2 separate regions of the Homo sapiens genome follow, and region 1 is linked to region 2. A link is a contact called in ENCODE Hi-C or POLR2A ChIA-PET data. All regions are on one chromosome and are shown on one strand. The core of a region is the stretch at or near the end of the contact, and the rest is flanking DNA. Distances in the headings are between cores, read along the strand shown. Region 1 has its middle 20 kb from the start of ISG20. Region 2 overlaps NTRK3 (neurotrophic receptor tyrosine kinase 3).

The links. Hi-C counts contacts between places; a loop is a spot of excess contacts on that map. ChIA-PET counts read pairs that join two places held with the same protein, here RNA polymerase II (POLR2A). Pooled maps may share reads with other maps.
Region 1: a map of CD4-positive, alpha-beta memory T cell shows a loop between it and region 2 (8-fold over the local background). The contact joins two enhancer-like sites. A Hi-C loop is called at or near these places in 2 of 168 maps with a recorded cell type or tissue (CD4-positive, alpha-beta T cell and CD4-positive, alpha-beta memory T cell), 1 of 37 single-sample maps with no recorded cell type and 9 of 50 pooled maps. POLR2A ChIA-PET finds 5 or more read pairs at or near these places in 1 of 52 experiments (OCI-LY7).

What each region holds. Positions count from the first base shown.
Region 1 is chr15:88,658,094-88,660,793 of GRCh38, reverse strand. No RefSeq gene overlaps it. Among named protein-coding and RNA genes, the nearest start is that of ISG20, 20 kb to the right of the region's middle. Within about 2 kb of position 1,398, at least 6 of the 41 ENCODE cell types and tissues checked have a DNase peak (open chromatin) inside an H3K27ac peak, as active enhancers do.
Region 2 is chr15:88,245,670-88,248,369 of GRCh38, reverse strand. The region is part of intron 3 of NTRK3 (neurotrophic receptor tyrosine kinase 3); the gene reads left to right. Among named protein-coding and RNA genes, the nearest start is that of NTRK3-AS1, 5.7 kb to the left of the region's middle. Within about 2 kb of position 1,414, at least 2 of the 41 ENCODE cell types and tissues checked have a DNase peak (open chromatin) inside an H3K27ac peak, as active enhancers do.

The DNA.
Region 1 (2,700 bases), core at 149-2,648, 410 kb before region 2:
GTAATTTCTCATTTAGCTGTATTCTCTCTGCTATTTAGCCTATGCCACTGGAGTGCAGTAATGCAATCATAGCTCACTGCAGCACTGAACTCCGGGCTCAAGTGATCCTCCATTCTCAGCCTCCCAAGTATCTAGAACCACAGGCATGCACCACCATGTCTGGCTCATTTTTGTATTTTTTTTGTAGAGACAGGGTCTATGTTGCCCAGGTTGGTCTCAAACTCCTGGCCTTAAGTGATCCTCCCACCTTGGTCTCGCAAAGCTCTGGGATTACAGGTATGAGCCACTGCACCTGGCCATCCCAAGTTATTTCAAAAACTAGTTTTTTTTTTTAAACATAAGTGTTGTATTATTTGTGCCTTATGCCCTGCAGGTGTATGCACATGAACATGTTTAAGGGGGTGGAGCGGGGGCAGGTAGCAGCTTGGGGGCAATAGCCAGCTCTTCCTCTACCTTCATTCCCAGGGCCGAGTACAGCCCCCAGCACACAGGAGATGCTGAGTAAACATGCATTGGGAGGAGAACAACATTAATAACAACACAGTGGTTATTGTCTTTTAAGTACTTGTTGTGTGTCCCTATAAACCTACAAGCACCCTCTGAGGTGGGCACTGACATTTCCATTCTGGAGGGACCTCAAGGCTGGAGAGGGGCTCTGGCAGAACTAAGTTCAGGTCTTTCTGCTCTGTTCTAGCCCTAAAATTGGGAGAATGGAATAGGAGAATGAGGAGGGCAGGACATCCATCCCTGAAAGAGGGGACCCGGTCAGTGCCCTAAAACCAAGGGTTCCAAGCAGTGTTCCCTGGGCCTCCCCATGTGCCTGGGAACAGAGGCCTGCAGCTTCTGCCACAAGACAAACATTGCTGGAAATCTGGGTGCTGGGGCTAGGCCAGCGTTTGCCTTTTCCTCCACGTCTCGGCAAAGCTACTCGAAAGTCTCTCATCCCCCAGCAGGAAAAGCATATGTTCTTTCCATATAGAGGAGAAATTGTTCCACCAGTGAGTAAGCCTCTTGGCTGCAGAGCCTGGCCCAGCCCGCAGAACACTGGACAGGAAGCTGGGCTGTGCTGGTTACCACTCCTGGAACTGGGACAGGGCTGGCTGACACCCTTGGAGACAACAATGGGCCTTCGGATGGGGCTGGGGGACAGTGGGGAAGCAGGGGCTGGGATGTGCCTGGAGACATTCAGTGGTTCAGGGTAGGAGGAACGTGAGTACACCCCTGAATAGAAGCCGCACTTTTCTCTATTCTGGCTGAGATGGGCTGGAAGAGGGGACGGAAAAGGGGACTGAGAGGGGCGGGGCAGCCTTTCCAATCCCCTCACTGGGTCAGCCCAGGAGTCTGGGTCTGAGTCAGAGGTGACTCAGGTGTGCTCAGAAAGGTGGGGCCGTGTTTTAGACTGTTATTTCCAGCTACCCAAAAAGTCTCTTTGATGCCTGCACGGTTAGGTGGCAGGCAGTGACTCTTGTCCCTGACACCTTAGTTCATCCTGCCAGTGTCGCAGGTCTTTCCACCAGCCTCAGCTGGATGGTGGATGCTGCTCTTTCCCTCAGCTCACCTGGGTCCTGCTTCTCTCTCCACCTTTTCCCCGTTTGTTAAGGACCCACTGAGAGCGGGGCTTGGGGAGTGTGGGGAGAGAAGGGACAAGGAAGCCAGGTTGTAGGAATGGGTAGGGGGGCAGCTGGCGGGGGGTAGAGGAGAAATCGGGAGGGGTTTCACATAAAAGGAAAACATTGAGAAAATGAGTACATTTAACCTGGAAAGTCAAAGACTCACGGGAGAGGATGGTGACATGAAAACCATTTGAAGATGTGTCACAGGTCACCTCATTAAAGTGGGATTGAATTTCTTGTGGGCGTGAGCTTGAGGGGGACAAACCTTGCTATGCCTAAATCCAGGGCCCCCACCCTCTGAGAAGTGCTTTTGAGAAGTTGATTTTCTGTCCTTGGACACATCCAGGCCAAGGGTAGATGACTCCCAGTCAGAAAGAGTCAGGTATCAGCTGGGAGGTGGACTGGAGTTTAGGTTTCAGACTGGTGGCCTGTGGGCCAGACACAGCCCTGACAATGTGCACAATGGCCAGCACTTGTGCATGGCCGCAGCAAGCTGGGGCTGAGTGGTAACTGCCTGCTCCAGCAAGACGTACACTCCCTGTTCCCCACAGCACAGCTGGTCTGTTTCAGTCATTTATTTTTCAGGACAGGCCCTTGAGACATTTTCATCTGTGACCCTTGGAATAGATGCCTGGAATACACCCACCTTTCTCTCTCTCTAGGTGTACCCTGTAGGCTCAGCTGGGGCAGCTGCAGGAGGAGGAAGTAGTACCTGCTAAGACGCAGGCCCTCCCATCGGCTCAGGGGACACCAGATAGCCTGAGCTGCCTGCCCTGACTGGGACCCCAGATAGGGCTCCCCGTGGGCTAGACATTACCACCTCAATAAACATCGCCTTTCCTTCTCCCATCCTCAAACCTCATCAGAATAAACCCCGCATTTGCTGGCATCGACTCCAATTGTGTTGAGGAGTCTAGAGGGGCAGCCCCAAGGCAGCTCTTGATTTTTAGATCAGTAGTGATGGATGCTGTTTATCAGCCCCTGCCCCTCCTGCCCCGGCCCCCCGCCCAGTGCTGGGCACCCTGCATACAGACTCTCAATCTTCTTTTCAGCCCTGCGTGGCAGGAAAGCCCATATGGTGGCTGCG
Region 2 (2,700 bases), core at 165-2,664:
GTATTGGCCAAACAGTGTGGCCAACACTGTCCCAGGCAGGCCTCTTAGTAGTGGGGGAGGCTTTTGGTCTCTCCTTCTGACCTGTTCCCAACAGGGAGTTTCTCCTGAAGTTGTGTCTCAGCCACACCCTCTTCCCAGGCCTCCTCATCCACCCCATGATGTCCTGGCCTCTGAGGTCAGGTCAGCCCGCAGCAGAACAGGTGCCAGCTGAGGCTGGCTGAGATTCAGAAAGCTGGTGGCTGGGTCCCAGCCAGCTCCTCTCTGGGCTGAGCCGTGGTCAGCAGGACTATGCCCCTGGTGCTCATGGCCAGCGAGAGCCTGGATGGGAGAGCAGAGGGCTGAGTGGCTTCTCCCAGGTAGAGCTTTGGGGTGCCAGGAGCATTTCTGGGTGCAGAGCAAAAGGGGGGTGTCTAAAGCGCTGGGCAGCTGGAGCTGGAAGCTGATGTTTAGAGCTTCTTTCTGCGTCCTTCCCTGGTCCTCTCCACAATAAGCAGCCTTTATCCCCCCGCGACCTTACCCCGCCTCTCTACCTTCATTGCTCATGGAAGCTCCATCTCTCTCTCCATAGGGATGAGCTCTTAGTGTGGGAGACAGATACAACTTTCTTCTGTGAAACAGCCGAAACTGTGGGGCAGGGTTTGGTGCATTTTCCACGTTTGCTGCTTCTTGGCTGTGTGAGCTTGCTTCATGATCGCTCAGCCACTGGCCTCGCACTTCTGAGAGCTGAGGTCATGGAACTCTCCAGCCCGGCACCCCCGTAGGGTCACTGTCATGTTCAGACCTATGCAATGATGTATTCGCTAGGCTCTGTAAATAATTGGGCACCACGTTGGTTATTTCCTTTTCTAGACTACTGGGAAGATTTCTGAGTTAGAGAGAAGATCAAGACTTTGAACCATAAATTACTAGATCTGGAAAGGGCCTCAGAAAATGTTGGGGCCAAACACTGTTTTACAGAGAAAGAACTTAGGAATCAAGAGAGGTGAATTGATTTGGCCCAATCGCCCAGTGAGTTCCTGGCACAAGGCAGCCCAGAACGAAGGGCCCTGCCTCGCTAGCTGGTGTGGGTCTCCATCCGCCTGTTGGTGTCTGCTCTGGGACTGAGGGGTTCGGGCTTTTACAGGCAGGCGGGGAAAGGAGCTCTTAGAGTGCTGCAGAGAAGAGGAGAACACGAAGGGAGCAATAGTAGCTTCGAAGTCCTAAACCCGGCTACCTGCCGCGGGAAACAGGGCTGCGTGCGTGTATCTGGGGGAGTCTTGGCACAGGCACAAGTGCGTCTCTTCTGTGTTCTGTGCACATCGTGTCTGAGGTCTCTGTAAACAGACCTTAAAAGATTTTGGCTTCCCTCTGCGGCTACACTCCTGGTGGCCACCAGAGGGCAGTGTGGCGCACGAGACGGTCCTGGGCTGATGGCTTCCCAGGGCGGGAGCCGGGCGTGTGGCGCTAGCCTGGTGAGAAGTGCACTGTCAGCCCTGGCTTTCAGAGCATTTCCTGAGCCAGGGCTGAGCAGAGAGGTCAGCTCTCCTCTATGAGGGGCATCTCTCCGCCGAGATGACCCTGCTTCCATTGTATCTCTGCAGTCCAGGGATGTGAGACTCCAGGACCCGGACTTTCTGACTCATGAGCCTTTGGCTTCCTGGGAAGGAGGTGGCTGGGCGAGTGCATTGGATGGAGGAAAGCCACCTGGTGTGCTCTCCTTCCAGCCTTCTCTCAGCAGCAGCAGGAGAGATCAGCACATTTGCACAGAGGGTAATGGGGTGAATGCATGGAAGGTAGCCCAGGAAGACCCACAGGCTTAATAGAGAAGTTGACAGATAGTTTCACTGTGGGGCTAGTATCATGGAGGAAGCGAGCTTTATACAGGCTCTCAGGCTGTCTGATGCCCTGGCTGAAGTGTGGGGGAATCTCTCCCCTCTCCCTGCCCCCACCAACCCAAGCTTGGAAATTACCGGACGACAAGTAGTGCTCAGAAAATAGCAGGTCCTGGCATTGACTAGAGATGAGAGCTTGGCGCCTTCTCTTAACCTCTGCAGATCCCGTGTCTGCTTTAGGAGATAACCATACACAGAGGTGGCTACGAAAGTGCCTTGCAAACCAGGGCCATGGGCCCTGCCTGGACTGGCTGGTTTTGACAGTGCTTCTGAGAGTATCGTTGGCTCGTCTGTCTGTTCCAGGCAGTCTTGTATTTGAGCAGGTGCTGTCTTGTTCCATGCACAAATGAGTGTCCTCCTACTAACAAGGTTATCAGCTTTAGAGACAGGGTCTGCTGCTTTTGGGGTGGGTGTGGAGCTCTCTGGTCTGGGGCCTGTGACTCTTTCTTGAGGGTCTGCTCCCAGCTTCCTGACCTGGGGCTGCAGGCAGTGTTCTCTCTGTTGTGGTCCATCTTTCCCCACTTCCTTATTTCTGATAGCTTTTCAAATCTGGTCCACTGAAGAGAAGGAAAGAAGCTGACATTATCCCTTCTACTGGGCCAGAGATCATTTACATATACAACCCTAATTATTTATGGCAACGACTAAATGAAGCTTTAGATCATGACTCTGCCTCTTACATCCTGAGACCCTGGGCTGGCTACTTGACCTTGTTGATCCTCAGTTTTCTCATATGAAAATAATAAACATAAGGCAGGACTATTATAAGATTTCAATGAGCACGTGTGTGTGTGTGTGTGTAAAACTATTTTCTCTGTCTTCCTATTAC